Regions from separate parts of the Homo sapiens genome. Here regions 1 and 2 are each linked to region 3. Evidence: chromatin loops called from intact Hi-C (ENCODE). Cell type or tissue: Calu3. All regions are shown on one strand. Each heading gives the region's core, and the rest is flanking DNA. Links, peaks and the distances in the headings are about the cores only.

What was found. Hi-C counts contacts between places; a loop is a spot of excess contacts. Peaks named below come from ENCODE experiments on the same cell type or tissue, not always from the same donor. Only the 100,000 strongest peaks of a DNase experiment are listed, where the experiment ranks them.
Region 1: a loop joins it to region 3, with 5 times the contacts of the local background. A loop is called at or near these places in 9 of 110 quality-filtered maps.
Region 2: it touches region 3 in a loop (17-fold over the local background); 8 of 110 quality-filtered maps call a loop at or near these places.

Annotation. Positions count from the first base shown.
Region 1 is chr21:30,069,610-30,075,140 of GRCh38, forward strand. No RefSeq gene overlaps it. Among named protein-coding and RNA genes, the nearest start is that of CLDN17, 94 kb to the right of the region's middle. In Calu3, for the core only: no CTCF peak of the experiment used is centred there; a DNase peak (open chromatin) is centred at 3,102.
Region 2 is chr21:30,042,513-30,048,043 of GRCh38, forward strand. No RefSeq gene overlaps it. Among named protein-coding and RNA genes, the nearest start is that of GRIK1, 110 kb to the left of the region's middle. In Calu3, for the core only: a CTCF peak has its summit at 2,146 (motif pointing right); no DNase peak of the experiment used is centred there.
Region 3 is chr21:30,255,564-30,261,094 of GRCh38, forward strand. No RefSeq gene overlaps it. Among named protein-coding and RNA genes, the nearest start is that of KRTAP24-1, 25 kb to the right of the region's middle. In Calu3, for the core only: no CTCF peak of the experiment used is centred there; a DNase peak (open chromatin) is centred at 2,388.

The DNA of each region.
Region 1 (5,531 bases), core at 385-5,384, 190 kb before region 3:
ACACTGCTTAAATTGTGAGAGATTCTGAATGCATGAGACATTATTAGAATAGTAAAGCTACTGTATTTCATCTCAACTTAGATGCCATTAATAATTTGTACCATTATTTCACGTAATAGTAAATGGGGAGAAGGATATCAATTAGAGTATTAATTAGAGTTATTAATTGTAACTCTAAGATGTTGAAATATGAAAAATTACATAAATAAGAAGCGGAATATCTAAACAACTCTTTTTATCTACATTTTGCCATGAAAATATTTAGTTTTTTAAAATTATCTTCAAATAAACAATTCATTGGAAAGATATAAATGTCAACTTACATAAAATTTAATTGCTATCCTTTAGAATAATTTTGCCAAAAACGCAGCAAGAGTTGAATACAACACAACTTTATGAAACAGCAGGCAAGAACAAAATGTTAATGTTCCTATGTGCTTGGAAAATGATGAGGGAATAAAATGGGTCCATTCAACTCACTTGGGTGATGCTTATATCACGGCATAAGGGTTCTTTTGGTACCTTTGCTGAATTTCAACAATTCTATTCACTGGGCATTGCCAGAAAACTGACAGAAAGCCAGTTACAGTTTTCTTTTCTCAATTACCCTATTTTCTTCCATTCACTCAGAAAGTAACAACCTTGGGAGACTAAGATTTTACACTGTAAGTTCAAACTTCCAATTAAAAGCCACTCTCTCTATAACTCTGACATGTTTTTCTTTATTTTTCCCATAAATTAGTGAATTTGCAGGCTTAACTTTTACATAATGGCTCCAAGGGTCTTACCACATATCATTTATTCTGACAGTTTGGGGAAAAAAACAGTTGATTTTTTTTTTTAATCAAAATAAAAAGGCAAAACCATCATTATATTTCTGGAAGCAATAGGGATCACACAGGTTGTAGTGCAGTCTTAGAGAGCTGAACAGCTTTTAGGTAGTTATCATTTTGCTTTATTTTTGCATTAATTCACAAATTCATAAAAGTCGAGTAGATTAGATTTTACTTTTCTTTCTTGGAAAATGACAAACATGTTTCTTTCCAAATAGATACAAATTTTAAAAGTGCAGCTAATGAAGAATTAACAGCTGTCAAATTATAAGTAGATTTCATTCATTAATTAGTTTCTGTCCAGGGCACGCATACAGACATTTCAATAAACATGAATATTGAAACTAAGAAGCTATGTCTGGGAGGCTATGCGATTAGCACATGAAACTTCATTTAGAGAATTAGGAAGTCCTAGAAAACTCTTGATTTGTCAGTTATATGGCTATGTGACACTGAATCCATTATAAAGAAATATTAAATATCTGTCAGATATTTGATTTACATAGTACCAACTAAACAATGTGTTTGGTTTTTCATTGAAATGTTTAAAGACTGCAAAATCCTCGTGCCGCAGTTACATCTCTAATTCAAGGTTAAACGTTCAAAATAATTCTTATCGAAATAATATGAGATTATGCATTTTAAAGTTTCATTCCTCTTTTTCCTTACAGATTATACAAATCTTTATGTATATGTTCCAAGAATTTAGAATAAGATATGTGTATCTAACTTAGTTAACTTGTAAGGAAAGCACCAAATACCAGATTTATATTGTCTGATACCATTCCAGTTGAAGATATTTTTGTGAATTTTAAAAATAACAAAAAGATATATTATGCCTATATGCAATTTATATGAAATCTTTACAATTCTTTTTTTATTGTCAATCCCTCTCATCTTAAAAGAGAGAAATGTATTAACTTCATTTCCATGGATTTTCATTTCCCTAGCGTGTCACCACATAAAAGTACTGTTGAAGCATGAGGTAGGTGGATAACAAATTAGAGAATACACTAATTTGTATGCATGCAATAAAAATCTCAACTCAAACTATCTTACATAGTGGAGAAAATACATTATTGAACAGAGGGAGGTATACTAACACAGGGCAGCTCCCAAGCTGGCGAATTTAGTGGCTCAATGACTTCATCAGGAGTCCAAGTGCTTTCTGTACTTATACTCTTTTTTTTTTTTTTGACGGAGTCTCGCTCTGTCGCCCAGGCTGGAGTGCAGTGGTGCGATCTTGGCTCACTGCAAGCTCCGCCTCCCGGGTTCACGCTATTCTTCTGCCTCAGCCTCCCGAGTAGCTGGGACTAGAGACGCCCGCCACCATGCCTGGCTAAATTTTTGTATTTTTAGTAGAGACGGGGTTTCACCGTGCTGTCCTTATACTCTTGCCATACTTCGTGGATTGGCTCTCTCTGCAGGGGAGCTCCCCTTGTGATTTCTGCTGCAGGTCCATTGCTCATGTGAAAACCTGAGAAATTCCAGGAAAAGAAGAGACGTGCCTTTCTCCAGTGTTGTTTTTATGGGAGATGGGGGCAGGCAAGCCATCTTTCCAAGAAGCCTCCAGCATTCTTCTCTATTTCTTTAATGAGCAGAATTTCTCATGTGCTCATTATTAAACTGAGCACTGAGGAGCAAGAAGAGATGGTCACGGCTGCTTAATGAAGCACGTGATCGTGGGAAGACGTTGGGATGCTGAGTAACAAGGATGCTCTGTAAGTAAGAAAGGGTGGGCCGAACAGGAGAGACAAAAAGAAAACAGAGGACAAGTTCCAAACACCACAAATGAACACGTTTTCTTTCAAAAGTTGCATATATTTATCCAATATGTCTTGTGTAACCAGAATCAGGCAGTCTCTTGACTCACTAGGCCATGATCCCAAACGTCTACCAGTCTTACCATGCTTCATTTGATACTACCCTATTTTTTCCTATGTTGTTTTGGCTTATTATTTACTGTCTTTAATACATACCTTACCTCACTAATTAGTGCATTATCTTCCTTGCTCTTTCCCTTCCTTTTTCTTCCCTTTACCCATCCTCTTTTATTTACATTTTTTACTGGCCACTTGCTTATTTTGATACCTCAAGATGCTAATAGACCTTAAAGCTCTGTATGCCTTTCTCAAAGAACAGGAGTAAATCCTTTCATATGTGCCTTCCCTGTGTTTAGCACATGCTAATTTCGTTGCAGGTTCTCAAGGAAATGCTTGCTGAAGACTGCATACATTGAAAAGGCCAGAGGGTGGCACCGTGGTGAACCAAGCCTGGTGACGCCCTCAAGTCCCAGTGCTGCAAGTTGCTGCTGATTCACTTCTCCAATGAGTCCACATTTTAGTATTCGATGGTCTAGGAATTATCATGCACATGTAACTTGGTCTAAACTAGAACAGATTCTTTACTACCAGGATTTACATTTCTGATGTTTTAGTTATTCTGGTTTATAAGAGTCTTCAGAGAATTCCTGGTTTTGTTACCATTTAGCCTGTTTCCATCCTTGTCAAAATATTTGTCTTGACTATTAAGACAGAATAAGGAAGTTATCTGTGTGATGTAGCTGAAAGGGTTAAATTTCTTGGTCACTTAATCAGAGAATCCAAAATGTTTGTTCTTCATTTTTGGAAGGCAAGGAGCTTCACTTAGCCTGAAAATATTCATCAGTAAACAAATAGAATTAATAATATTAATGCCAGGTATGAAAAGGAGGGCTTTTCCCATAAGGGAAAGGATATACTCGGCTAGTGATAGCGGAAACCCGGCAGTAGTGTACAATCCAGTCCCAGGCATATGGCTCAAGTCTGCTGCCAAATCACACAACTTGAAGCTATCAGGTGGCACTGCCTTTGTTAGTGGATAGTGCCATCTTCATACACCATGGGCAGTGACACTTCTATTCCCCTGTCCCGTCTCTCAGAGCTTGTTCATCCTCAGGCCTTTTATACCAATATGTGTATTGATGATCCTTTTAAATAATACTAGGATGTACAGGTTGAGAGCAAGATAGCGTGAGTTAACATTTTCATAGAAACAGAACTGAGACATAAAAAGCATTAGCAGACTATATGTTTTAGCTCATTCTAGTTGTTATAACAAAATACCATAGACTGGGTGGCTTATAAACAAGAGAAATTTATTCTCACAGTCCACAGTCTGACAAGTGCAAGATGAAGGCACTGGAAGATTCATTATCAAGTGAAGGCTCGCTTCTTGGTTCATAGAAGGCATCTCCTTGCTCCATCCTCATATGATGGAAGAGGCAAACAACCTCCCTTGAGCCTCATTTAATAAGGACACTAATACCATGCGTGAGGGCTCCACCTTCATTACATAATCATCTCTCAAAAACCCACCTCTTAAAACCATCACCATGAGGGTTAGAATTTCAGCCCATGAATTTTAGAGGGTACAAACATTCAGACTATAGCACTATGCCTTCATTTTGGGAGCCCAAATCTTTCTAGTGGGATTCTTGAATTTTAAAATGAGCAAAGTTATTGATATTATGTTTCTGTAACTAGATTCTCTTACCATCTCACTTTCCAATTCTGATATAATGACCAGTATAGAAAAAACACTCATAAAATTTGCTTCTGTATCTTGGACATATAAGAAATGTAGGGTCAAAAAGTCTTAAGAGTCAATATTTAAGAGCTATTATACATTTCCCTTAAATAAGAAGTAATGGCTTCTGAGTAAATGTTTTTACAGAACATCTATTTTTTTCTTATGGTTTACTGATACAATAAGTTTGGTCTAAAAGGGAGCAATAGGTTGATCATAGGTTAATTATATAATTTACATTACCCAAAAGCAAAAATTCCAGAAGATATTACATACCAATTTATATATGGGAAGCCAAAAATATTGTTCAGATTTATGCCTTCTTGATTGTTAGTGTAAGTCACCGATAAATATCTGTGTCATCTGAAATTGATTTTCAAAACAATCTTGCTATTATTTATTAAAGTCATGGGTCAACCCAAGTCAAAACATTAGTAGAAAAAGCGTTCTTATTTATGTTAATGACTACAAAAATCATTGAATATCTTTTAAAGTTTTCAAAATGTCTCCTAAAATAGACCTATTTAAGCAATTCATTTTTAATTGAGAATTTTACACAATTATAGAGGTACACTTATGACAAATTTAGCTCTGCTAAATATGATAATAATTTATTTAATTTTCTATTAAAGGGGAAAATAATCCATATCTCACAGGGTTTTATAAGGATAAATTGAGTAGTATATGGGGACACACTTAAATGTTGCTGATATGGTTTGGCTGTGTCCCAACCCAAATCTCACACTGAATTGTGATAATCCCCATGTGTCAAAGGTGGAGATAATAGAATCATGGGGGCAGTTTCCCCCATACTCTTCTTGTGGTAGAGAATAAGTCTCACTAGAGTTGATTGTTTTATAAAGGGCAGTTCCCCTGCACATGCGCTCTTGCCTGCCACCATGTGAGACATGCCTTTGCTCCTCCTTTGCTTTCTGCCATGATTGTGAGGCCTCCCCAGCCATGTTGAACTGTGAGTCCATTAAATCTCTTTACTTTATAAATTACTCAGTCCTAGGTGTGTCTTTATAAGCACCATAAGAGCAAACTAATACAGTAAATTGGTGCCCACAGAGTGGGATGCTGCTGTAAAGACAGCCAAAAATGTGGAAGTGACTTTGGAACTGAGTAACA
Region 2 (5,531 bases), core at 176-5,175, 210 kb before region 3:
GATGGGGTTTCACAGCTCTCAAAAGGTCTTTTCATTTTTCTTCATTCTTTTTTTTCTGTACCTCCCACCAGACAATTTCAACTGACATATGTTCACTTTTGTTGATTCTTTGCTGGCTCACATATGTTGTTGAGACCCTTCAATGAATTTTCCATTTCCTTTATTGTACTTTTCAACTCAAGAATTTCTATTCAGTTCTTTTTTATATTTTGCCTTTTTATTGATATTCTCTTTTTCGTGAGACATTATGCTCATACATTCCTTTAATTCTTTAGGTGCAGTTTTTGGAACATGTACTATCTGATTTAAAGATTTTATTTATCAATTTCAGAAGCTGGACTTCTTCAAGTTAGTTTCTATTATCTGTTTTTTAAAACTCATTTATGGACTATAGTTTCCTGGGGTTTTTTCGCCAGTCACATACAAGTTTTTATCATGTTAAAAGCTGAACATTTTTAATATTATAAAATGATAACACTAGAAATCGAATTTTTCTCCCTACCCAAGGTTGTCTGTTGTTGCTGCTTGTTTGTTTAGTCATTTTCCAGGACTAATTCTATAAAGTCTGTATTCCTTGTCATGTGCAGCCCCTGAGGTCTCTGCTCAGCATAGAGGTCAGATAATTTTATTAGATAGAATTTTTCCAAATGCCTTGAACCAATCTGTTTACTACCCATTGCTGAGGCACCAATATGCTGACAGTGTGTTTGAACACATTTTCATCTTTATCAGTTTTCAATTTTATCTTGATTTTTACTTTCTACTTGTTCAGAGCCTCAAGATCAGCCAGAGGTGGGAGATTAATGCACATGATTTCCTGGGCACCTGTGCATGGGCTTTGAGATTTCCAGGAATACAGAGAATCTTTGTCCAGCCTCTTTGCCCAGTTGGCATCACTGCATTAGGCAGCTGCAATGTTAAGCAATTGCTGATGGATTTTTTTTTTAAACAAATTCCCTCAGATAAAACTTTTCTCACTGAACAAGCTCAGGTCAAGTATAGACCAACTCCATGAATGCAACCTTTGCAAAAAGCGTGAAAATAGTGTTGATTTTCTGGAGATAGGGCTTTTGGGAGCTTCAAGCTCATTCTAACTCGCACTCACCCTGTTACTGTTATTTTTCCTAGCTACCATGATTGTGAGGATTCTGGTTTTTAGGGCTTTCATGGAATTAGGAAAAGAGGAATAGAGCAAGTGCAAACCTCACAGAGCTCATTGTTATTTATAACATTAAGCTGTTTTTCTTGAATAAAGCTGCTCATAGTGTTGCAAACATTTGGATAATTTCCACAGCTCCCAAATACTTGATTTTGATAAAGTTTTATAGTGACCTTTTTGCTTTTATGCAGTGGATTTTTGGAGTTCCTTGTATGTCTACCAACTCTTTAGTTCCTTGTATTTATCGCTTTTCATTGACCATATTCAGCTCACTTAATCGAATAAGCATAGCTGCTTCATTAATTAGGGTTCAGTGGTTCTTGGAATCTATACATATTTCCACTGTGATGCCATAATAGCTTTAGTTTCTTATTTTTTACGTTATTCATTGAGCTCATACCAACTATCCTTACCTTTCCTAGTAATATCCAAAAATGGCATGGTCTTCTTGGGAACAAGACAAACTCCCAGTTGTCTTAAATTCACCTTTATTTTGACTTCTCTATTAGCAGTTACATTTTGTTATGTAAGCTGCATTTCATATATATGCTTGACAATTCACACTGCAGGGAGAGCTTCATTATTTTTCCATTTCCATAGAAATGGCCATCACCACTAATTTACAAAGGAAAATACTCTCCAGCCTTATTTATTATTGACAGTGGTTAATCAGGAGTAAACTAATTTTTGAACCAGTAGCCAAAGGCTTATGTGACATCATAATCTTGAAGTAAAGTGCAAATAATGTAGTTTATAGTGTTTATTATAAACCAGTATGCTTTTTTGCCCCTTTTCCTTAAATTGACCATTATAGAAGTTGCAAACCTTCTTGCTATTTTTCAGTAGTTGCCTAAAATAAACATCCCCCATCCTTCTTGTTTTCCCTCTCTCTTTTGTCTCAGCATTCTTTGTTTACTTTCCCAATAATATTTTAACCTAAGAGTACTAAGTCACTAATTTCAATAGCTGCAGTGCTGCTTTATTCCACAAGAGGGCACTCAAATGGCTTTCTTTCTGTGATATTCTAATTTCCCACTTTTTTCATATTGTTTGTTTTCCACAGTGGACTTTGAGGACAGATCTATCCCAGAGTCCTCCACTAAAACCAAGAAGATACATATATACTTATAAATGTAGTTAATTTCTTGGAAACATTGAAGATTTATATGTTCTAGAAATCAGAAGGTGAAAAGGAAGAGATTGAGATAGACCAGTGTTTTATCCATGACAATTCCACCTGCTTTCTCAGGGAAGGCTTTGGACTGCTAGCAGACATGACTCCTGAAAAGAAGGCGAAGCACCTGGAATATCTCATATGCCTATTCGATCATTTCCAAACTAAATGAAGCAAGTAAAACTTTTAAAAAAACAAAGCTTAGGCCGGGAGTGGTGGCTCATACCTAATCCAGCATTTTGAGAGGCCAAGGCATGAGGATCACTTGAGACCAGGAGCTCGAGACCAGACTGGGCAACATGGTGAGATCCCCTCTCTATTAAAAATCATCATCATCATCATCATCATTAAACTAGAAAAAAATAAAACTGAAAAAAAAATTCAAATAGGTGAATGCTTGAGATGACTGTACAGAGATGATAAATAACAATACCTGAGTTTTGTCAGAATAACAGGTAGATAACATATTAAGAAAAGATTTGATTTGCTGGAATTAAGATGGCAGAAAAAAATGGACACATTGTTTTTATTATGTAAAATATTACAGTATACAGCTACTACTAGAAAGTAGATGAGCAAACCTTAATCCAACTAGAGATGATTAAAATAGTTTTGTTTTTCTATAAATGTAGCCTGATGTGAGGGGGTAAGAAATGGAGTAGGGAAGTGAGTATTGAAAGGATGAGACATGTACTCTTCAGTCATCTTAGAAACTCTATGTATTTTTCTGACTTTATGAGAATTTTCCTGGCCTGCCTGGTAAGAGAACAAACATTATAAATGTCAAATCAGGCAATATTCTAATTTGAAGATAACCAGGATTGATTATAGAAGAAGAATGCCTATTTTTTTTTTTTAGCGAATATTGCAGAGTAGAAGTAAACTCTGGCACAGAATTGCCTTCGTAGCTTTTATATTACACCCAAAGAATTTTGGTGGAAGCCACTATCCCTTAATTTTGAATGGATTCTGATAATACCAGAATCTATGACTATTTGATAACTCTCTAACTACTAGGAGCAAAGAGCTATATCATCATCTTGCAAGATTATCCTGCAAAGCAAATGTAATATTAAAATTTTGCTTATTAGATGTAATTTTGGGTGTCTTTTCCTTTCATTTTATGCCTTTATCTTGGTCCATAACGATTGGATGGTAGCTTTCTAAAACAGCTATTTTAATCACTATCATTGATGCTTCTTGAGCAACCAGCTAGTATGTTAATAAAGAAGATCATTTTCCTAAATAGAGCCAATGAGTGAAAGGTGAAAATTATCTATGGCTGAGTGAGTTAGAAATCACTATCATTTGATAGATTGCCTTTGGACATTTTGTTTTTGTAAGTCTTTTTGAAAAATGTAATATCACTTTGGGGCAATGGAATTGATAGTTTTAATAAAACTATTAAAGACTACTTATGTCTTTATATACATTTCTAAACGGAAAAATAAGAAACATTTAACTGCTTTGTGAATAATATTGACTTATAGTTTTTTGAATATGTAGGAAAAAAGTGAAGAAAGAGTACATATTTGTTTTACCACATATTTTTTTTACTGAGCATCCGAAAGACCTGTTCCACATCTGTTATTTTTCAGTCATCTGTGCTTCCCATTTGAGTTTTCCTAGCAGCATCTGGAGGGGTAGGGAGAATCAAAGTGGTCTCCTTGGTAGCTGATCATCCTGCTATTGCAGGTTGGCAAATTCTCTGCATCAAGCCAAAACACAAAAACCAATTATGAAGTCTGCAGATATTTTATGTCCAGCTGTTTGAAACACATATGGCATTTATTCTATTCAGGGTACTGCTTAATTCATAGTGTGACACGTGGTTTGTTTGACAAATATCTAGACCTAGACCATATTTTCAAGTCTCTACATCTTTGGAGGCATTTTTAAAATACATTCACCATTTCTGAAATTAATTAACAAAAGAGCAAAATAGCCCCAAAGACATCTATGTCTGTGTGTATGGGTATGTATGTGTATGTGTATGTGTATGTGTATGTGTATGTGTGTGTCTGAAGTAATTAGAATTTAGTAAAAACATTATTCCACCATTACTTTGTGTTTCTTTTTAATGCCTTATATCCTTCCCTCAAAAAAATTTATGAATGCCACTCAAGAGTAAGTGGAGTTTTAATATTATCTCATTGCCTGCAAGGTCCAGTATAACTTAAGAGAGAGGAAATTAATCTTTGAGGTTAAGTTTACTTACCATTTGATGTCAGTGTTGTGCTATAAGAACAAAATTAATAGGGGTAGGAGGGTGTTGCTGAGGGCTATGGGAATAAGCTACTAGGGAACAAGGTTAATTTTAATGTGAAAGGTCATCAGCTTTGGATAACTCATCAAAATCTAAAAACACAGGTTTTCTAGTACGGCAGTTCTTTTATACGAAGTCAACCATCATATCCAACTACCTCTCATTTAAATTCAGAACTTGACACTTGTCAAACACAAGATGATCTTTCTTTTTTCTTTTTACTTTTCAAATGAAAGAAGCTGTGTTAAGGTGCTTGCTAATCTTAGAGATCTAAAGTGCCTCCCATCATTTTAAATGAAAACATATGCATACTCAATTTCCAGATGAAGAAAATCAATTTAGCCATGCATAATGAACGAAACCCTGTCCCTCCATTTAATTTCTCAGTTGTTTGTGTTTACAGGCAGCCTTTCTTTTCAAGGGCAAATTTAATAAGGACAGTTTAGGAGGTTATAGGAAAGTGGTGTGTGAAATGAAACATGTGAAGTGATTTCAATCTAGATCTATACTTACCTGGGTCTGGGATTACCAGAGGTACCAAAGGGCGCCCCTCTTACAAAACACACATAGGCATTTGGTTTCCAGTGCTCTAGCCATAACTTTTTATTAAGAATGCATACCACGTATTTGCTTATTACATGGTTAAGTAGCCACCTTATTCTTCAATTACACAAAATTCACCACTGAAAAGAAACTGTTTGAAAGAATGTGTTTGAAAGAATGAATATCTTTAGACTGGATACCTGCACTAGCTTGGATATTGAAGTGTATGTAAACTTTCAGTTGAATCAAGATAGAGGCATATGTCAGAGCTGAAAGAACTTTGTTGTTTATTATAGTTGGTTTAGATCTCTTATATGCATTTACATGAGAACTCCAGAGTGTCTTAGGAAAGTATAGAAATTAGACCGTAGATGCAGGAAAATCCCTCA
Region 3 (5,531 bases), core at 331-5,330:
TTATTGCACTAACCAGTTGACTGGCTTCTGTATCCTTCATCTTTTTTAACTCCTTTATGTTTTTATACCTGTTACCACAGTCATAAAAGTTTTTTTCTTTAAAATCTGTTTTTGTTTCCCAACATCTACCAGATAAAACCTAACTCCTTAAGGTGACTGATGTGTTAGTGAGAGTTCTTCAGGGAAACAGAATGAATGGAGTAGTTATAAATAAAGAGATTTATTATGAGAGGTTAACTTATGCCTGTAAGGAAGCTGAGAAGCTCCATGATCTGCTCTCTGCAAGTTGGAGGGACAGGAAAATCAGTGGTATAGTTCCAGCCCAAGTCCAAAGGCCTGACACCTGGGGAAAAAAAGATGTAAGTCCATGTCCAAGTCGAAAGGCCAGAGAACCAAGAGCTCCAGAGGATAAAAGAAGAGAGATGGTCCAGCTCAGCAAAGGAAGTGAATTTGCCTTTCCTCTGCCTGTTTGTTCTATTCAGGCCCTCAACAGATTGGATCATGCCCACCCATGCTGGGGCAAACCATCTTCTTTACTCAGTCTATGGATTCAAATACTAACATGCTTCCAGGCACACCTTCATCGACACACCCAGAAAGTAATGTTTTACCATCTTTATGGGCATCTCTTAGACCTGTCAAGTTGACAAATAAAATTAACCATCACATCTGATAAGGCCTATAACCCAAACTAGGTGCCCACAGCATAAGTGCCAGCCACCGTGGGCAACTGGGAGTTCCCGGAATGTGTCATGCTCTTTCAGGGCCCCTCCGGAATGTGTCATGCTCTTTCAGGGCCCCTCCCTATGCCATGGGAACCCTTCTATTCTCTTCTCTACCTGACTTGTAAGAGTCTTTGTGGAAGCTTTTCTTTTCTTCCCTGGTAACTTTAATTCTCTACCCTCTCCTGGCTCATAGGACTTTCTTCATTTTTTCCTTCCTTGTCCCTCTCTCTGCCTTCCCTTCTTCCGCCTCTTTCTCCTATTCCCTCTTTCTTTTTCTCCATTTTTCCCTTCCTTGCTTTCTTTTTTACTTTCTTCCTTTTCTTTCTTTCTTCCTCTTCTCCCTAATCTTTATACTAGAATAATTTGTTGATATATTTGTGCTTCGTAAAAGTCCATGAGGTCCTTGCAATAGGTCACTTTGTGTTACAAAGAACCTGGTTTTTATTTTTTATTTTTTGATCAAGATGTTAAGATCTAATTTCAAAACATATGGAAATAATTGCATACATTTAACATTACTGTTAAAAAAACTCTCTTAAATCCTTTAGGAAACAATAATATTATTTTTGAGACAGGGTCTCACTCTGTCACCCAGGCTGGAGTGCAGTGGCACGATCATGGCTCACTGCAGCCTTGACCTCCTAGGTTCAAGCAATTCTCTCATGTCAGCTTCCTTAGAAGCTGGGACTACAGGTGCGCCCCGCCATGCCTGGCTTAGTTTTATTTTTGTATTTTTGTAGAGACAGGGACTCACTATGTTGCCCAGATGGGTCTTGAACTCCTGGGCTCAAAAGATCCTCCTGCCTTGGCCTCTCAAAGTGCTGAGATTACAGGCATCAGCCACTGCACCTAGCCAGTATTATTATTAACAGGAGTAATAACTAATACATCAATTACATTACTATGTGACAAGCTTTGTGTTTGAGCAAATATTCAACATGTTTTTGTTTGTGTGTGCACAATCTGGACAATTATATATGTTGATAAATATATAATGTACATGATTATAGGCATTACATGAAAAAACATGAGAAAATATATAATTCGTTTTTTAAATGTGTATAATTTTTTGTTGAATTCAGTGTTAAATTTGTGTAAGTTAAATACATATATATTGTGACTCACTTATATTCTGTCTGGTTTTTCATTGCCCCAAATTTGATTAAAATTTATTCTTCAATCTTTCTGAAATGGGTTTAGTTTATAGAATGAGGAGTAAATCTAATAAAGCTATTCAAGGCCTCATCATATTTTCCCCAGCCTTAAAAAAAAAATCCAGAGAATAAGATCTAATTTCATAACATATGGAAATAATTGCATACCTTTAACATTACTGTTAAAAATCTCTTAAATCCATTAGAAAATAATAATATTGTTTTTGACACAGGGTCTCACTCCGTCACCCAGGCTGGAGTACAGTAGTGAGATCACGGCTCACTGCAGCCTCCAACTTCTCTTCACCAGCAAACAACCCAGGCCTAGATCTCCAAATTCTGAAATACAAAAATGCTGCCCTTTCTCATCTCAGTATTCAGAAGGTGGCAAAAAGCACTCTCCTTTTCAATCTTCAACTCCCTACCCCAATACAGATTTTCATACTGGCCTTGACTCAACAGCAGATCTTCTCTGCGCTCAGCATCCAGGGCTGCCCAACTTACACTCAGAGGGCTAATTAATTCCTGCCCCCTGGTGGTAAAATGTGTTGTCTTTAGGAACGTGAAAGCTTGGCTGCCCTAAGAGAGGTGAGAGACACCTTTTATTCCGTCCTGAAGAGATAATGGCCACAAAACAAGGTCTGATGTAGTTTCTCCATAGGCCACCCTGCTAGTATAACCTCTCAGTTACTCTCTCTGATTTATGTTTCCTCTTTAAATTCTGATTCGGGTATTTTGATGATCTGCTCAAACGGCTCTTGGCTCAAGTCATTCAGCTGGGCCCAGGTTTGATAGCAAATATGCTTGCAGAAAACCCAAGCTAAAGACATGTCAAACAAACTGGGCATAAAACACAACATCGAATCCTATTTTTTTTTTTCTGAATCTCCAACTCCCAAGTAATGTGTAGTTAAGGAGCACAGACAACAAGTTAATTCGGTGCTCCCCATAATTCCCAAGCCATGTTCAGGGCCCTGCCTTCTAAAACTTTCAGGGGTTACCAAAGTATCTCTCTCAATGGACCTGTGCTTCCCATTTCGCTTGCTGAATTTGCAGGGAAGCAATACAGTGTCAAACTGTGGTTCTCAACCCAGGTGATGTGCCTGCCTCCCAACCCCACCTAGGACACATTTGGCAATTTTCACATTGTGTGCGTGTGTGTGTGCGCGCGCATGCGTGTATATGTGTGTGTGTGTTTTGAGGGTACCAGTGCTACTGGCATCTAGTGGGTAGAAACCAGGGATGCTGTTAAGCATCTTATGATACACAGTAAAGTCCCCATCTTCAACTAATAATTCAGTCCAAATATCAATTGTGCTGAGGTTGTTAGGCCCTGGTGGAGAGGTTTAAAGATTCTGGAGTTAATCAGACTTGCTTTGTATCCTAAATCTGTCTATTAGGTTCTCTGAAACCTAAGTATCGTCATATATACAACAGGAAAAATAAGTTTCACCTTAGGGTGGTGTAATGGCTAAATGAACTCATCCATACAAAACACTTATCCACTTATCACAGTGTCCACAGAATAAGCACTTACCATATATGTTGTTATTATCACTAATTTTATTAACACTTCTCAGTTCAAAATGAATAAAGAACTTTTCAAATTAAAATGAAAGACATATATTAGAATTCTAATAAAAATGTATTTGATACAAAAAAATTTACATACAATTTTTACCATCCTGCAGTAGAAGTGAAATGTTTCTTGCATTGCTACTCATTGGCACAATTGTTGGCTTTTGGTAACTTTTTTCATAACTGAAAATTGTTGCTCAAATATTTCTGCTATACCAAAGGAGTAACTCAGTATATGTGCAAATAAGTCATTTAAAATAGTTACCAAATACCATCAAACATATTATTTCTCTCCTGATTCAGTTCCCTTGGGTCAAAAGTCCTTATTCTTGGAGCTGGTAGAAAGACTTTCTCCACTGACACTATAAACGTTGTCTCTCTTGAGATATCTTATGTTTGTGTCAAGCTTGCTATCTTTAGGTACTCATAAAGTCATCAGTGTTTAAAGGAGCAGACCATGACAGGGTCCTTTCCACAGCACTGGGCCATCTCTTGTCACGGGCACCCAGGTATCTCATAAAAGTCTATCATGCAAGTAGTGTCTTCAATGTCTTCTCTCTGGTTCTCATTTCTTACAAGCGATTTCTTGAATTCTTGGAAAAAGTTTTTCATAGTAAAAAGAAATAATTCAAACACAGCTCTGTGTCTACCCTACTTTTCAAAAATTAACTCCTCTGCAACTTCATTTTAACAAAAACCTGCAAACCAAACAACAACTTTAAAGGTAAACTTTGATTAAACACAAGAATTTACATTCCCAAAAAACAAAGAACTTAATCTCTTCACTGTGAGCTACTAATAAGATAATGGAAAATTGCTTTATATTTTTATATCTTAAGGTGTACCCTGGATGATTTGTATCATGTAAAGACACAGACTGCCCTGAAAACACATTGAAGTTTCTCTGAGGATAGAAATTGATTTCAATTTTTCTCTTCTTTCTCTATCTCTCCCGAACACCCCCTCCCCCACCACCCCACCACAATTTAAGTGTCTAATTAGCTAGAGCATTTTGTTACGTATAGCATTATTTCAGAATGTACTCATATAAAATTTGAGCATTGTCTACACTTTTGAATGGGTTGCAGTAAATCCAACCCTATGTTGATTTACAACTCTTGCAGTAAAATCATGGGATTAGAGCATTCTGCATTGGAATGAATCTTGTAGATCAAAAAACACTGAATTGGAATGTATTTTGTAGGCTATTGGGTTCTAAATTTGGATATAAGGAAAGCGAAGGAAAGAAATGAGATGATACAAGTAGGCCCCACAGTGAGAGGGGACTGTGCTTCCTAAACTGAGATGGGAGATATGTGAGTTACACATGAGTTAATAAACTAAATACACATATAATTGGCTTACTTAAGGAAGAGGTCTAAGATACAGACCCTGTGCATAGTATTATAAAGATTGTATCATAGACACATGCCATCTGGGTTATTTGTCTAAGTACCTACAACCAAAGTATTCTCCAACAGAGATAATTAGGGGAAAAGACAGGACATTCTATATGATTTTTAAGAAAGGAGAATGAAGTGGAACAGAGTACTCGTGAAAGGTTCATACTTCAGAAATAGACGGTTAGCTATGGTTTCCATAGAAGAATAAAATAAATGATAATCTGTCAGCTTAGATTGCTCTTAGAAAGCAAAGAAAGCAGTGTGGTGATTCCGCAAGAGCTAAAAACAGAACTACTATTTGACCCAGCAATCCCATTACTGGATATATACCCAGAGGAATATAAATCATTCTACCATAAAGACACATGCATGCAAATTCTCATTGTGGCACTTTTCACAATAGCAAAGACATGGAATCAACCTAAATGGCCATTAAGGACAGATTGAATAAAGAAAATGTGGTACATATACACCATGGAATACTGTGTAGCCATAAAAATGATATCATATCTTTTGGGGGAACATGGATGGAGCTGGAGGCCTTTATCCTTAGCAAACTAACACAGGAAACTACAATCAAATACCACATGTTCTTACTTATAAGTGGGAGCTAAATGATGACAACTCATGGTCACAAAGGGAACAATAGACACTGGAGCCTACTTGAGGGT